Regions from separate parts of the Homo sapiens genome. Here region 2 is linked to region 1. A link is a loop called in an ENCODE intact Hi-C map of the cell type or tissue named here. Cell type or tissue: OCI-LY7. All regions are shown on one strand. Links, peaks and the distances in the headings refer to the core of each region. The heading gives the core; the rest is flanking DNA.

Region 1 (9,369 bases), core at 1,370-9,369:
GCCCGCGTCATTGTCCTGGACACGGATGTCACCTTCGCCTCTGACATCTCGGAGCTCTGGGCCCTCTTTGCTCACTTTTCTGGTGAGAGGCCTGGGAGCCTGCCTGGCCTGCCCAGGATCCCTGCATCCAGCCCTGAGCCCAGGTCCTGTGGCAGCTTCAGACAGCTCCCTTATGCCCTCCCCTCCCAGACACGCAGGCGATCGGTCTTGTGGAGAACCAGAGTGACTGGTACCTGGGCAACCTCTGGAAGAACCACAGGCCCTGGCCTGCCTTGGGCCGGGGATTTAACACAGGTGGGGACAGTGGTGAGGGGAGGCAGGCGGGGTGGTCTGCTGGTCCTTGGGCCCCTGGGGCTGGGTGGGGCAAAGAATGCTAGGAAGTCCCCCAGGAAGAACATTGCTGTGAAAAGAACCCTGGATGAAGAGACAGACAGCAGTTCCAACAGTCCTGTGTGTGCTGGATGACTTTGGCCAGCTCTCGTGCTCCCTCTGAGCCTCAGTTTTCTCATCCATTAAATGGGGGATAATTTTAACAGCCCTGGGATCACCAAGTGTGAGAAGGCCATGGATGTGCTCTGTAAGCTGGACAGCGCCTCCTCTTCACCCCCGAGGATTGACTATTGACAAAAGTAGTCTACGAGCAAGCTGGGTGCAATGGCTCAGGCTTGTAATTCCAGCACTTTGGGAGGCTAAGGTGGGAGAATCGCTTGAGCCCAGGAGTTCGAGAACAGCCTTGGCAACATAGTGAGACCCTTGTCTCTACAAACATTAAAAAATTGACCAGTCGCAGTGGCTCACACCTGTAATCCCAGCACTTTGGGAGGCTGAGGCAGGCAGATTACTTGAGGTCAGGAGTTCGAGACCAACCTGGCCAACATGGTAAAACCCCTTCTACACTAAAAATACAAAAATTAGCCAGGGGTGGTATCACGTACCTGTAATCCCAGCTACTTGGGAGGCTGAGGAGGGAGAATCACTTGAACCCAGGAAGCAGAGGTTGCAGTGAGCCGAGTTCACACCACTGTACTCCAGCCTTGGCAATAGAGTGAGACTCTATCTCATACATAAATAAGTAAATAAATAAAAAATAAGTAAATAAATAAAAAGGATAGGTGTGGTGGCATGCCTGCAGTCCCAGCTACTCGGTGGGGGTTGTGGTGGGGTGCTGAGGTGGGAGGTTTGCTTGAGCCTGGGAAGTCGAGGCTGCAGTGAGTCATGATTGTGCCACTGCACCACTCCAGCCTGGGTGACAAAGCAAGACCCTGTCTCTAAAAAACAAAACAAAACAAAACAAACAACAACAACAAAAAACAAGTAGTCCATGATCATGTCTGAACAGTCAGAAAATACCAATGTCAAAAAACAAAGGACACCTTCATGACCCCCATGTCCCCCAGGAGCTGGTCGTCCCAGGTGGGCATGACAGCATCTCTTCATTGGCAGGTGTGATCCTGCTGCGGCTGGACCGGCTCCGGCAGGCTGGCTGGGAGCAGATGTGGAGGCTGACAGCCAGGCGGGAGCTCCTTAGCCTGCCTGCCACCTCACTGGCTGACCAGGTCTGAGGAAGCCTTGCCGGGTGGGGTGTGGCAGGCTGGGGGCTGGGATGTGATGGGTGTCTCTGCTCAGGACATCTTCAACGCTGTGATCAAGGAGCACCCGGGGCTAGTGCAGCGTCTGCCTTGTGTCTGGAATGTGCAGCTGTCAGATCACACACTGGCCGAGCGCTGCTACTCTGAGGCGTCTGACCTCAAGGTGAGTGGGACAAGAGGCTGTGTGGTGGTGGGGGGCCATGGATGGAGACTTCTGCTCCCTGCTCCCATGGCCCCAACACCCTCCTGGGTCCCAGGTGATCCACTGGAACTCACCAAAGAAGCTTCGGGTGAAGAACAAGCATGTGGAATTCTTCCGCAATTTCTACCTGACCTTCCTGGAGTACGATGGGAACCTGCTGCGGAGAGAGCTCTTTGTGTGCCCCAGCCAGCCCCCACCTGGTGCTGAGCAGGTGAGAAGGAGTCACCTTCCCCTGCCCCTCTCTGCTTTGGTGGGACCCAGCCTTGTCTGGGGGATGTGTTGTTCTGCCCTATCCCCGGTCCTTGTCACCCCTTGCCCCCTCAGTTGCAGCAGGCCCTGGCACAACTGGACGAGGAAGACCCCTGCTTTGAGTTCCGGCAGCAGCAGCTCACTGTGCACCGTGTGCATGTCACTTTCCTGCCCCATGAACCGCCACCCCCCCGGCCTCACGATGTCACCCTTGTGGCCCAGCTGTCCATGGACCGGTGAGGGTGCAGAGGGCAGCCCAGGGGGTATGGCATGGGCTGGGGTTGGACACTTCTGAGAGGAGGTTCCATCTGGCAGCCTGATGCTGTGGTAGTGAGCTACCTGTCCCTCAGGGAGTTCCAGAAGTTGGAGACATTGGATATGGTGGAAAGAGCTTGGGCTCTGGAGTCATTCAGATGCCCGGAGCTGCCCCTCGGTCGCTGTGGGACCATGAGCAAGTCTTCATATCTCTGGCCCCTAGTTTTCTCTCTCAAATGAGAAAGTACCCACCTGGTGGGGGTAGTTGTGAAGATTCAATCAGACTGGCTCTAAAAGTATTTGAAGGGTGCTCAGTAAGTCACTTGAGGAGGTGGCAGCAGCAGCTAACTGGGGAGGTTTGCCAGGCCTCCCTGAGCTCCTGTGCAAGAGGGGCAGAGCTGTGCTGACCTCCCTCTCCCCATAGGCTGCAGATGTTGGAAGCCCTGTGCAGGCACTGGCCTGGCCCCATGAGCCTGGCCTTGTACCTGACAGACGCAGAAGCTCAGCAGTTCCTGCATTTCGTCGAGGCCTCACCAGTGCTTGCTGCCCGGCAGGACGTGGCCTACCATGTGGTGTACCGTGAGGGGCCCCTATACCCCGTCAACCAGCTTCGCAACGTGGCCTTGGCCCAGGCCCTCACGCCTTACGTCTTCCTCAGTGACATTGACTTCCTGCCTGCCTATTCTCTCTACGACTACCTCAGGTGGGCCTGCAGGCAGAGAGGGGAACAATATATGGGGTGGACGTGGACGGGGCATGCGTGGGACCCCAGGCTTCCATGTCCCTGCTCCTTTCTGGGCCTCAGTGGCCTCTGTCAATTGGGGTTTGTATTAGGCTGTTTCTCTGGGCTGTCAACAGGGAGGCCAGGGCCGGCTTCAACAGCAGCTCCACCTGTGGTTGTGCCCACCCGTCGCATCAGGCAAGATGGCCCATGGTGGTCTAGTCCTGTGGCTAATGCCCTGATGAGTGTCACTGGCCCAGTCCTAGATGCCCCGCTCTTCTCCCCTGCTCATGGGTGCTCCTCCTCAGGGCCTCCATTGAGCAGCTGGGGCTGGGCAGCCGGCGCAAGGCAGCACTGGTGGTGCCGGCATTCGAGACCCTGCGCTACCGCTTCAGCTTCCCCCATTCCAAGGTGGAGCTGTTGGCCTTGCTGGATGCGGGCACTCTCTACACCTTCAGGTAGGAGAGGCTACTTCTCTGCCCACTCCACTCACTTGCCCACACTGGCCCCCACTACCCACGAGCTCCTAGCCTCAGCCTGGCTCCCACCCGACCCTGCTGCACAGGTACCACGAGTGGCCCCGAGGCCACGCACCCACAGACTATGCCCGCTGGCGGGAGGCTCAGGCCCCGTACCGTGTGCAATGGGCGGCCAACTATGAACCCTACGTGGTGGTGCCACGAGACTGTCCCCGCTATGATCCTCGCTTTGTGGGCTTCGGCTGGAACAAAGTGGCCCACATTGTGGAGCTGGATGCCCAGGTGAGGAGGGCACCTTGCTGCCTCCACCTTTGACTCGAGCACCTCCAGGTCCAGGGAACTCACGACACCTGCATGGGGGACCACACCACTAGGCAACACTGTTAGAAATGTCCCCCTTCTGTGGAATTAAAATAATCTGCCCTTTGGCCCTTGCTTTAGCTCTCAGGGGCTACAGGGTAAGCCTGTTCTCTGGAGCTGCACCTTCCCCGCAGGCCAGGCAAGCCAGGCAGCCACTGCTCCTCTGCCCCACCCTGCAGGAATATGAGCTCCTGGTGCTGCCCGAGGCCTTCACCATCCATCTGCCCCACGCTCCAAGCCTGGACATCTCCCGCTTCCGCTCCAGCCCCACCTATCGTGACTGCCTCCAGGCCCTCAAGGACGAATTCCACCAGGACTTGTCCCGCCACCATGGGGCTGCTGCCCTCAAATACCTCCCAGCCCTGCAGCAGCCCCAGAGCCCTGCCCGAGGCTGAGGCTGGGCCGGCGCTGCCCCTCATCTTAGCATTGGGCAGACACCAGGGCAACCTGCCCTCCGCCATCCCTGCTATTTAAATTATTTAAGGTCTCTGGGAAGGGCTGGGGCAGAGCATCTGTGGGGTGGGGTCTTCCCCTTGCTGCTATTGTATGGCTGGGGACTGGTCTCTCTCTGCCCCAGCCAGTTTGGGGCTGGTTCCCCCATCTTGAATTGTTTATCCCTTTTTCATAATTAAAGTTTTAAAACATCTTTTTTGTGTTCCTGGTTTGGGGGAGCAAGGGCACTCTGGGGCTAGGGCGTCAGTGCACAAGGGAGGTGCTACATCCAGCTGGGGTCACAGGAGGGCCTGGGCCCTTAAGGGCAAGCACCCCCCCGCCCCCCACCCCCAGACAGCCAGTCAGGGAGGGCAGAGGCTGGGACTGGAATGTGTCCTGCCCACCCTCCCCTGCCCCAAACCCAACACCATGAGGCTGAGAGGCTTTATTTGGCTTTATTTAGTAAAATGTTAAAATAAATAAATACAAATTGATCAGCTGCTCTGTATCCCCCCCCACCCCCTCAAAACAAAAACCAAACAAACAAAAACAAAAACTTTGAAGCACAAAACTCCAAATACAAGTCTACCAAGACTGAAATCACAAAGGGCATGGACAAGAGACAGGGTTGGGGTCTGGCTGGCTCTTCTCTGCTAGGAGCTGGCTGACCTCTGGCCTGCCCGTCCCATCCCGCCTGACTGCAGCTCACCCTGGGCTGAGGACCCACGGACACCGGAGAGAGGTGAGGGTCCAAAGGCTGCTGGGGAAGGGGTAGGGGGGTGGGGTCCTCAGGGAGGAAGGGCCTTGTGGGAGGGGGCGCCAAGTGGAACTGGAGAGCCCTGCTTCCGTTTAGAGGAGGTATTTTTCAGAGTTCCTACCCCGGCTTTCTGGAGGGCAGCCCCAGCTTCCTGCCCCTCACTTTAGCAAGGGGCCAGAAGACTGCCCAGGGCTGCCCACTCCTGTCTTGGAGAGGAGCTGACTCAGAGGACAGTCTAAGTCAGGGTGAGGATGGGAGTCCTGCTTCCTGCCAGGGGTGCCCGGCAGAGGGACAGGGGCGAGGTTCACACAGAGCAAAGTTGCCTCCACTCAACAGAAGCCACGGGATCTGGAGAACCCAGGCCCTGGAAAATGCACCTGGGCCACCATCCATCTCATTACCCTAAGAGCCTTTTGCCCCTGGGTAAAAAGTCTCCTAAATTCAGCCCTTTAGATAAATAAGAAGGACCACGCCCTATAAGAGAATGAAGAGAGGAAACCACTGAAGAGTGTGTGTGAGCTGGGAGGTGACAGCCCAAGGGAGGCTCTGATGGCCCCAAGAGAGAAGTATCAGAGGTGGCTGGAGAGGCAGCCGTGCATGCGGAGACGGAAGCGTGCTGCAGACACGGTCACCCTCACGGAAACAGCTGTGTGTAACCACCTCCATGCACGCTGCCTGTTGGGCCTGAGCCAAGCAGCAGCAGGGACAGAGAGGCAGGTGTTGCAGGGAAACCAGGCACACGATGGTGCCAGCTGGAGGCTGCCAGGGCGGCCCCACCAGGGACTGCCCCTAACTGCCTCCCTATGTCAGGTACAACCAGCAGGCTTACCCCAAAGGGCCTGATAAGGAAGGAAGAAATCAAAACCCCAGAGGAGCTCAGCACAGGTGAGACAAGACCCAGCAGGCTCCATGAAAGAAAAAGGACCCACAGGCAGCAAGAATGCAGAGGTGGAGATGACAGCAACATGGCCTCACTGTTACCAGGATGCAGCGCCTGGACAGGAGCTGGCAGGGGACTCCCAGTCATCACTGCCACCAGGGCGCAGCGCCTGATCAGGAGCTGGCAGGGGACTCCCAGTCAGGGCCCAGTGGGCAGCCGCTCCAGCTCTCTGAAGTGACTACAAAGCCAGCTGGTCTCAAAAGTGGCTGTCAGAGCAGCTAAATTCTGGGCCGTGGGGAAAGAGCAGCGGAGGGAAGGAGGAGGAAGCAAGTGGAGGTGGCTGGGGTGGGGCAGTGTCACGAGCGTATGTCTCAGGTGGTCACAGGCCCCCCCCCCTCCCCGCCCAGGTCTGAGGGGACAGTGAAGGACAGGGAGATTGGGTGCCAGGGGCCTCTTCTTTACAGTAAAGCAGTGTTTTGGAATTTGAGTGCAGAATGTAGGTTTGGGGGCTGGGTTGCATCTCGTACTCCATACTAGCTGACTCCCAAAACAGCTCACATCTGAATGTCAGGAAGAATCCACAGCCCAGCTGCAGGCGAGGTCAGAATGTACCCGACACTGCTGAGGGCGGCAGGCAAAGCCCTGGTCAATTCCTAGCCCCGTCCTCCGACCCAAGACTCCTAAGGCAGCTCCTCTCTGAGCAAAGGCCTCTAGTGATGATGGTTTCCCAACTTCTTTCAGGAAAAGGTAAGTTAGGTGTTGTGTGGCAACCCCCAGATGGGCCCAGACAAGTTGAGGGGAAGAGCTCTAGACAGGGCAGACAGCCTGCTGCTGGTCTCTGATCCTCTGCCAACGATTCCTCCAACTAGTCCAGGCATCTCCAAGGCTCCCTGACTAGACACAGCACCTTGGTTTCTGAATGAGAAAAGGGAACTCTTTCCCCCTCAGCCAATCAAGCAGCCAGGGCCTAACTCTGAGGCCTGTTCAGCCTAACTTAATTCCTTCTTCTGAGGCCCCTGGGAAGATGAAAGGCGATGGCTGATAGAGATGAGACACATTTTACTCTAAGAAGTGTCTCTTCTCTGTTGCATTTGCTTTCAGATCTGTCTTTGTCTCTCTGGGCCTAATTGGGTGGGAGAGAAGCTGATAGGATCGTTTCTACCTCTCCTAGACTCTGGCCATTCCCAGGGCCTGGAGTGGGCTTGGGGGAGATGCTCCAGCAGGGCCAGGGTACAGAGCCTCCACCGCCCTCCCATCGGCCAGGGGCACGCAAGGGGCAAAGGTCTCCAGCGAGAGCACAAATCTGACACAATTTACTTCTGACAAGGCAAGATGAGAGAATGGTCTGAGTCTTTCACAACCCTGGTTTTCTCAAGGAGAGGCCACAACCGGCCAAGCCGAGGCAAGCGCAGCAATTCTAGCCCAGGGTCACCCAGGAGGCTTGTGGGTGGGTGGAGTGGAGTAAATTTCTGGTGCCTGGAGCCAACAGGCAGAGAAAGGAGTGGGAGCTTCAGACCTCTCCCCAAAGGCAAGACAGAGCGAAGGCCACGCTGGGGCTCTGTCTCAGAGACGTACCCTCAAAACATGTCACTCCTCCTCTGTTCTAAGCACCAAGGGCTGATGCAGCCAGCCTGTACTCCCGCACCCTCCTGTCACGGCCAGGGTGCGTGCGCACCACAGAGCTCCGCTGGCCAGTTCCCTCGGAGGTGTCCCCCAGGCACTCATAATGCTGGTGGCTGAAAGACCAAAAGCAGCACCAAAGGAAGGGATCTTATTTAGGCACCAGCCTTTTGCTCTAGCAGAATCTGAGAAGACCACGGGTAGGGCCCTGATACCATCCACGCTTCCATTTGGGCTTCACAACAGGAGACAAGATCCCTGCACCAAGAAGAGAGCACGGTCTTTTCTGAGGAGAGAGAAGGGTGGGGAGCTCCGCCTCTGTCCTTCAAGGAGACTGGCCCACCAGTCTAGAGACACACACACGGCAAAATGTCATCGTGATCAGCAGGGTCTGTGCTAAAAAATTATAACTACACGGCATTTTCTCCAGTTCTGACACCTTTTTAATAGAAATCACTGTTTTTAGGAAACAAATAGCACTTTTGTAATTTTTTTTTACAATGTTTCTTACCTTGATCTTAATTTAAGTAACACTAGGAAGACCTCAATATCTTTTATTTTCCTTTTTAATTTAAAAAAAAGTTTTTTTTCCCCAGATACAAAGATTTTTGCCCTTGCATAAAAAAACAGTGCCCGAACGATGACACAAGGACTCACAAAGACTCACGGGACCTCACTGACACTATGATTCCTACTCTACCATGCAAGGTCTTGGCTACCCTTAATTGGACTGTCAGCCTGAAAAACAGCTTTTCTATTCCTTATTTTAGTTTTTGTTACCAAGAAAGTAAAATGAACAGTAAAATAAAACTTTCCTTAAAGAAAAAAAGAACAAAAACAAAAATTAAAGAAAGAGAAAAGAAACGTCTCCATTCAATTCACACACACCTGGGTCGCGTGCTGCTTCACTCAAGATCTTCTCTTCTTATAAATATAGAAAAGGGATGGAGCTTGTTTTCAAGTAAAATCACTGATCCACCTTTTTTTCCTTCCTGGACACACACATCCTTCTTCCCTGCCTTGGGCAAGGGCCAGTGGCCCGGGCTCTGCTTGTTCTTGGAGAGGAGACAGCGGGATAACCACGGAGATGCGCGACTCACCAAGCAGGGAAGGAAGGAGACTGGGCAGGCTTCAGGAGTGGTGGGGTTACCGCGCAGGGAGCAGAGTGCAGGGGAGAAGAACCTACTGGCTGTTCTTGGTGTCAGTCTCCCCTTGCACGAGGCCCCCGCCAGAGGTGATTAAATACTGCTTATTTGATACACTGTCCCACCCCCTGCTCCCTCCAGCCACTCCCCTTCCCTCTTCTGGGCACTGGGGTTGGTGAAATCTCAATTCCTTTTTTTGGTTTTATAGTAGCGAAAGTTTAGAAACAGGAAAGCCCACACACTCTTTGGACTTGTCTTCTCTACCTAAACAAACGGCTCGGCAAGTAAGGATCTGAAACCTGCTCTCCTCCCTCCGCCCGTCCCTGCTCCCCACCCAAGAAAACAGAAACAAACCCATCGTGGCTGTGGAGGCTGCTGCAGGCACACACTGGTGTATAATAGAGAGAGTAAATATATTATTTCACTTGGCATGGTGCTGGCAAAGAACCTCCAGCTGGCACTATTTCATGTAACATGGTCCAATCTTTGCATGTACACACAGAATAAGAAGGATCAATTGGCAAACTCTGGTGCCACCTGGCACAAGCATCTTCTCTCTCTCTGGAACCAAAGAACCAAAAGAATTCTGCACTTTCCAGAAATCCGGCTTTGCTTTTCTAGAGTCTTCAGTGTTCTGTTCTCCTTGCCGCCGGGATCCCGTGGCTTCTCCTAGAGGGGCT
Region 2 (8,000 bases), core at 1-8,000, 77 kb after region 1:
TATGGAGGAAAGAGCTTGGGTTAAAGGCTAACATTCAAAAAAAAAAAAAAATGCCAAGTTTTCTTTTCACACCATCTATGTGTCTAGTCATCACTCAGACTCTCTTCGGTGTTAATACTGTTACAAAATGAGGATAATACCTATCCTCTCCCCCACTGCTAAAAGAAAAAAATATTTTATAAAACTAAAGAGTCATAAAATATTCAATATTCATAGTACTAATGACACTAAAACAAGAAATTGATAGCTTAAAAATGCTGATGAACTTGATTTTTAAAACACCATAAAGCTGCCCTGCTGCCCATAATGATGATGACATTTTCACGAAGGGCAGAGTGAGAAAACGCTACAATTCTCACTAGGATGATGACTAGTACTTATAGAAGATTAAAAATAAGAATGATATATTATGTAGAAGAGAAGTAAAGATGGAAGTATGAGTATGGCTCAGCACACTACAGAGCACATGAATTTTAATTTGAAAAGTACTGGCAAGGCCTTGCATGCAGGCCCACACAAGTGCTTTTAAAAGCTTCATTACACTCTGCAGACATTTGCCCTTCATCAATTGCTTCCTATGCCAGGATTTCCTTTTTGAGTGTTGCAACCTAATATTCTTCACCCAGGCAACCACAGCCTATTTTGGAAAGGTTCCCTATTTCAGAAGCTTCAGTGCTGTTTCCATTTGGAAATACATCTTTATGAAAATATGTATCATCCTCAGAACAAAAATGCTTCAATATATTAAGTTTCAGCTGTAAGTGATATTTTTAGAAAAGTGGTAATTTCAGAATCTCTGCTTCAAAATTACAGAGTTGGTTTTTTTAAACGGAGTCACAAAGTAGAAAATTAAAAAGATATACCAATGAATAAAATCCTGTCTCCCCTTTTTCTTATCCCATTTCATTTAAAAATGTTTAAATTTATTTTCCATAGATTCTTAAAATCATTGAATTATGCATACTGGTAAGAAATTTCATCCAATGTTCATCTTCATAAAAACCAAATAACTCAATGCAAAAGAGCTCTTAACAGTCAATTTTCTAAGAAATGGTCTGACATCACAGATGGTGTTTTCTATATAACAAAGTGAATCAATTTGAGATGTCTTGGACACTGTAAAAAACTTGTACTTTTGACCAAAGGAAATGGATTTCACTTTTAATAGATAAGAAATAAGAGACACTGGGGAGTAGGGAAGGGGTAGAGGAGAGAAGGAAGTCCTTGTTCTAAGATTATATTAAAAGCTACTTAAAACATGTAAGTGACAATATTTCATAAACTGAAATATTTTATCAGTAGCTATGACAGAATATTCTCTATTCTTTTCTTCAACATAAAAGTTTTAAAGAACTGTGCTCATTTGACCTCTTATCAAACAAAAACTCACTTTTCTTCATATTGGTTTGCATAGCACAGACTATTACTTTTTCATAGCACTTAACTTTTACTGTGGATGAGGGCTGTATCTGCCAGGCCTAGAATGCTTTCCATTGAACTGTCTCCTCAAGACTAAAGGACTCATCATCTAAAAGATGTCTTTGTAAAATACAGTTTATGCCTCCTGAAAATACCATCTCTCCCTCTCTCCCATTCACTACACACATACTTACATGTGTTCGAAATTTATTCCCCTTCTTTATCATGGCTACCCTCAAGAAAAAACACAGGGAAACAGATAAGCACTACACAACAAAGTTTACTTTTTCCCTTTACAATAATATTTGTCTCTTACTGCAAATGTCTCTGAATATGGAAAATGAGATTATGCAGTTAAATTTTAACACATGCATGTATACACCCAACTAATACAGCAGTCCCCCACATCAGTAATTTCACTTTCTGCAGGCTCAGTTACCAAGAGCAACCGCAGTCCAAAAATTCAGGTTGAGCATCTTTAATCTGAAAAATCTGAAATCCAAAATGCTCCAAAATCCAAAACTTTTTGAGCACTGACGTGATGCCACAACTGGAAAACTTCACACCTGACCTCAAGTGATAGATCATAGTCAACATGCAGTCAAAACTTTGTTTCATGTACAAAATGATGTAAAATATTGTATAAAATTTATACAAATTTATGCTTGGGACCAGAAGTGTTTCAGATTTTGAGATTTTTCAGACTGTAGAATATTTGCACAATATATTAACGCCTTGTATATACCAAATAATCTTAGGCAGTTGCTTTTTCTGGTTGAAGGTTTCAAGATAATAAGAAAAGCAAAAACCTCATTTGCAATATTAACTTAATTAATGGGCACCAAATGTTCAGACCTTCCTGTTCTGACTTATAAAACAGGTTATTTTGACTCCATTAGCAAATGCCCCTGATTATTCTCAGCTTTTTATTACATACTAGGTAAATGAAACTATCAACGATCCTTTTACTAAGAAATGTGAACTGCCTTATACTGGAATAGTTAAATAAACATTAGGGGAACCATCAGCACCAACTACTTACTCCCTATGAGCAATGAATAAAAGAATAATATTTGTAGCACAATTAAGCTTCCATAGCTCAAGACGGATCATCCCACCAATTCTGAAACAATTTACTCTAGCTGTATGAATCTGATCATAAAGAAAAAAGAAACACTTCTAATGAAATGTGGAAATGCTTTTTTTGCATGTGAATCGTATTCATTTCTTTAAAAAACTTCAACTTCAGAACTCTCAAGAACAGTAAGAAAAATAAAACATACAATTTTAAAAGTTTATTTGGAGCCTACAAATGCCTGTGGAAAAGCACAATTTTAAACTTTGAAAATGGGCTGGTCTAATATAAAACAGTCTTTGTAGATAAAAAATAATTCAAATTCAGACAAGAGAGAATTAAAGAATTAGGATGTTCACTGTTATTTTACATTTACGATTAAAGAACCAGATTAACTGACAAGTAGATCACTGTTGACATAGTTCCTATAAATAAGAGCCAAATGATTTTAAAATTAAATGTTATAAACTTCATGCTTTAAAAAATGTGTACTCCCAATTTTCATTTGTTTTCCAATGCTTCCAGAAGCCCAAACAAGAATTATTTTAATAGGGCAAAAAACCATGAGAAATCAGTAAATTCTTAATCTTTCGGTTGTATATACAATTAGGGCAAAGGCTAAGTCAAATCCAGAATTAATAAGCACCTAACGAAATATTGCAACTTGTTATAGTTCTTTAGTTTGAATAAATCTGCCCTCAGTGTTCTATCTTCCTAAACTTTCTGAATAACCTCCACAAATCACGCTATATAAATAACAAGGAGTCTAAAAGTTTACTGCCACATTCACTCTCTAAAGATACTAAAATCAGTTCATCTACACAGGCAGCTGTCTGCCTGAGCTAGAGGATGAAGTTATGCCTTAATGAACTAACGCCATCTAGTGGGATCAGTGAGATTTCAGCTGAAACTAGTTTACAACAGGTTACTACAATCTATTCAGCTGGTCAAATGTCTTATTTAAAAAGATACACTTGTATTAAGTATTGAACTGTCTTAAACGCCTATTAGAATGTGATATACTTGCCTACAATAAAAATGGCACAAAAATATTTTAAGACCAACAACCCTCCCTTGGAATAATATTTCTATTCTTTCCTTCAAAGGCACAAAATACAAATCAACAGGTACTAACAATATGTATTTTCAAAGATCTCAGAAAATGCAAAGTCAAAGTCAGAACAACAGTCAGTAAAATTTAAAGATAACAATAACAAGAGCTATTATTTACTTATTAAGTGCCTAGCATATGCCACACACTTCACAGTTTTAATCTTTAGAGCGTTCCTGCAAGCTCGTTTTACAGGTGATTTCCCATTACAAAAACACTTAAATATAGAGTGACTAACTTAAAAAGTGATCTTTCTTCCCTCCAACCAACCATAACGTGACGAGACATCTATCAACACTAGCTCACTGCATACCTACCATGTGTTCAAAAACATGCAAAGTGATAGTGAGGTTCTAAGAGATGAGAAAAGGGCCCCCTGTCTTTTCAAGGAATCCAGGTAGCGCTGAAGCCAGGAATCTGTGGCACTTTACAGAAGATACTTCCATCTACCTTTTTTCTTCTTCTTCTTTTTTTTTTTTTCGAGATGGAGTTTCACTCTTGTCCAGGCTGGGGTGCAATGGCGTGATCTTGGCTCGCTGCAACCTCCACCTCCCAAGTTCAAGTGATTCTCCTGTCTCAGCCTCCTGAGTAGCTGGGTTTACAGGTGCCCACGACCATGTCCAGCTTATTTTTGTATTTTTAGTAGAGATGGGGTTTCACCCTGTTGCCCAGGCTGGTCTCGAACTCCTGACCTCAGGTGATTCGCCTGCTGTGGCCTCCCAAAGTGCTGGGTATTACAGGTGTGAGCCACCGTGCCCGGCCCCATCTATCTTTTATGATAGTTTTACTGTTAATTTTATTCACATTAAAAATAAACTGCTAGCATGAATATTAAATCCGTCATTTTAAAATTTAGTTACATTAATTTAAATCAAAAAACGATGTGAAAGAAGTGAGATGTGTACCCTTTACATAACCTAACAATGGACATATTCTTTCTTTAATTTCCATTAATATGACTTATTTTTATCATTTTCAAATTTTAGAACAAGGGACTTTTCCATCTTACTCCTAAGTGGAATGTCAGAGTCTTTAAAAAGGTACAGGATCTATCACAATAATCCGTGTTGTTATGTTATTTTCATTTTTAATCGCATATCTGCTTCTTCTTTTTCTGTCTGTACTTGGGATTACCATGCTCCAGATAAGAACAGAAGGGTACTAAAGTAAAATGTGTTTAATGTTGTTCTACCCACCAACTGGTAGGTGAAAATTAACACGAAGTGAAGTTCAGAAAGTAACCTGCAAACTATCCCATTTTCTATTTGGGAATGTTAACTTTAACATTTCAGCACCTTCCCCTACAATGTGTATTTGTTTACTCACATACGCCCATACACTCTATCATGTGAAATCCTAGACTAATCCATAATGTTCAGATGATAACTCAATAAAATCTCAAAACATTTGTGAGGTCTTCAATTGAAATTTTCCTGTGTGTGTGTCCTTATTAAAGAAAATACAGAGCAGAGTTCCACACTGTGAAGCATATCCGGGACACTATGGACCACATATGGCCTGGGTTCTGAAAAGATGAGCTAAACTTAATCAAAATTCCTCTCTTGCTTTCCTGAAGGACTCAGGAAATGGGCAGCATACATCTCATCTTGACCCAGATTTGCTTCAGTAGAGAAGTGCCAATGTCTTGAAAGCTACTCCATGGGTCAAAGGTAGAAGACGGGAAAAGAGTCTGCTTTGATTGGCTGTCAAATTTACCTGTATATCTAGCAAAGGAAGAGAAATGGCAAGATATGGTGGAAATGTGACTCGGTTTTGTGTATGAAAACCTGGTGCTGCTGGACAAGTCACACTCTCTGAGTTCCAGTATATTCATTTATAAAATAAAAGGAAAATAATAATATATGTTTTACATATCTCATATAAATAAATCTGAATATAATTTTTGTTAGATTTAAGTAAATAAATGTAAATTCAACTGCAAAATGCTATGTTTGCAACTGTAAAATGTGAATGCAACTACAAAATAATCTTGTCAACCCTATCCACTCCCATTCCACTACTTATTTGACCAGTGTTCACCCTCCATCTTAATCAGATCCTTCAATCAGACTGGACTCTTCCCTGCTCAGTGAACTCAACAAATTGGTTCACATTTCACTTTTTTTTTTTTTTTTTTTTTTGGAGACGGAGTCTCACTGTCGCTCACGCTGGAGTGCAGTGGCGTGATCCCGGCTCACTGCAACCTCCACCCCCTGGGTTCAAGCGATTCTCCTGCCTCAGCCTCCTGAGTAGCTGGGATTACAGGCGTGCATCACCATGCCCAGCTAATTTTCTGTATTTAGTAGAGACAGGGTTTCACCATGATAGCCAGGCTGATCTCCAACTCCCGACCTCAGGTAATCTGCCCGCCTCGGTCTCCCAAAGTGCTGGGATTACAGGGGTGAGCCACTGCGCCCGGCCATTAGTTCACATTTCTCACCTTCTGTTCATGATGTTCCCTGGTCCTGGAGTACCTTTTTTCTTTCACCCAATTCTGTTTAACCATCTACCTTTGAGGGTTCTGACACATTCCATTTCCTTTATAAAACTTTTCTTGACTCTACCTGCCTAGAATGATCTGTGAAACCCTATTATACCAAGTGTCTGAACCATACAATTTAACATCTAAACATGTAACGATAATAGCAGCTGCACACATTTATTATAGTACTTACTATAAGGCAAGCACAGTTCTAAGCACGCTATGTATTACATAATTTAATCTTCAAAGCAATCCTAGGAGATATGTACTATATAGTATGCTATTTTACAGATGGAGAAACTAAAGCACAGAAAAGTAACTTTCCAACATTCCAAAAGTAGCAAATAGCAGAGCCAGAGCAGACTTCCAACTTGGGCAGTTTGGCTACAGAGCCCATCCACTTAGTCACTGCACAATACAATTAATATAATTCTGCTCGTTCATTGTTTTATGTGTTCTGCTTTGTCTTTTGGTCCAGAATGTGTGGTTACTCAGGATAACAGTCATTTCATCTGGTATAACTCTTTCATCACCTTGCATTTTTCTGGCTTACACAATTAGGTGCTAAGTGTTTCCTTGAAACAGATAAAGGGGCCGTCAGTCACTTTACAGTATTTTCATTAAATAAGTATCCTAATTTGTTCAGCTTCTAACAAAAGATTATTCCTGCTTCTATCCCAGAATCAAAAATTTTGGGGAAGTCTGAGGAACATTCATTTAGTTGCTTAACCATATCATACTAAAAGAAAGGGGAGAAAAATATGCCAAGTTTGAGAGTTACTGCAGGAATGAGAACAATCATTTAAAGACAAAAACTAAAGCTCTCTCCTGATATACACTCATGAAGCAGTCTCCTGGGCATTTCTAAAGAAAATTAATAATGGAGATTTAATAATTCAATGATTAAGTCACCTGAGACCAGGAACAGTCCAAAATACACAACTATTTTTAAAATGTCAGCATTTTGTAAATATAACTGACATTACAGTTAACAAAGGCTTTTCTCTTAAATACATTATGTTACTTATACCTCGCAACAATCTTGTGAAGATACTTTACAGAAGAATAACATGAAACTCAAGGAGATTTAGTAATTTGTCTAAAATTATACAGTTAAGTGGCAAAGCCAGAAACCAAATCTTTGTTTCCTGACTCTAATGCCTGAATTTCTTTCTGCTTTACGACATTGTTTGGGAATAGTGGTATGAATAACTCAAAATTAAATTATATTTGGCACCGGAGTATGCTTTTTGGGTTCTCTTCTTTTGGTAATTCATAATACTGCAAGTCAACAATCACAAAACAAAACAATCTTGGCTGTGGAAGAAATAACAGGTTTTCTAAGCCAGCGTGCAAAGCCTTGACCCACAGAAGTTAGAGAAGAACAAGGAAAAAGATATATGTATTTCTGTGCCTCTCTTTTCCCCTTATCTTGGAAATTCACTGTGTCTCTCCCTGACTAACTCTACACCCCTACCCAGTGGACTGAGGATAATAATGATCAGTTCATTCATAAGTCTGAATTGTTGGGGGCAATTAAAGTAACCAGGCAGTGAACAGCATCATACCAGCTCCTTTCTCTCCTACTATAATAAATAAGCATGATCAAGTCTCCTCTGTATAAAAAACTTTCTCTTTCTCTCTCTCTCTCACACACACACACCCCTCTCAAAAAAGTGATCAACAGAAAACAGGCATCTGCTTAATTATAGTTCCCTTTCCCCTTTATCACAAAACTTCTTAAAGGAGTTACTGGACTCTTTGATCTTGCCACTAGATCGTGAACTCCTTGAGGGAAAGAATTAACCGTTTTAATTTGTAACTTCACTTTTTAGCCTGGCTAGTGGTAGGGTGTATAAAAGTGTTCAATGAGGTTGGGCATGGTGGCTCACACCTGTAACCCCAGCACTTTG

The links. Hi-C counts contacts between places; a loop is a spot of excess contacts. Peaks named below come from ENCODE experiments on the same cell type or tissue, not always from the same donor. Only the 100,000 strongest peaks of a DNase experiment are listed, where the experiment ranks them.
Region 2: a loop joins it to region 1, with 4 times the contacts of the local background. A loop is called at or near these places in 3 of 110 quality-filtered maps.

Annotation. Positions count from the first base shown.
Region 1 is chr11:45,924,596-45,933,964 of GRCh38, forward strand. It overlaps LARGE2 (LARGE xylosyl- and glucuronyltransferase 2), which reads left to right. Exons shown (of 14, transcript NM_001300721.2): 5 at 1-82; 6 at 190-294; 7 at 1,444-1,556; 8 at 1,627-1,752; 9 at 1,847-2,002; 10 at 2,116-2,276; 11 at 2,720-2,998; 12 at 3,325-3,474; 13 at 3,582-3,777; 14 at 4,035-4,501. The coding sequence ends at 4,250. It overlaps PHF21A (PHD finger protein 21A), which reads right to left. Exons shown (of 19, transcript NM_001352027.3): 19 at 4,724-9,369. Among named protein-coding and RNA genes, the nearest start is that of LARGE2, 6.6 kb to the left of the region's middle. RefSeq lists enhancers at 5,363-5,552, 5,903-5,992. In OCI-LY7, for the core only: no CTCF peak of the experiment used is centred there; DNase peaks (open chromatin) are centred at 5,676 and 8,846; H3K4me3 peaks cover 4,609 bases; H3K27ac peaks cover 5,430 bases.
Region 2 is chr11:46,003,248-46,011,247 of GRCh38, forward strand. The region is part of intron 6 of PHF21A (PHD finger protein 21A); the gene reads right to left. Among named protein-coding and RNA genes, the nearest start is that of LARGE2, 85 kb to the left of the region's middle. In OCI-LY7, for the core only: CTCF peaks have their summits at 3,389 (motif pointing left) and 3,599; a DNase peak (open chromatin) is centred at 3,354.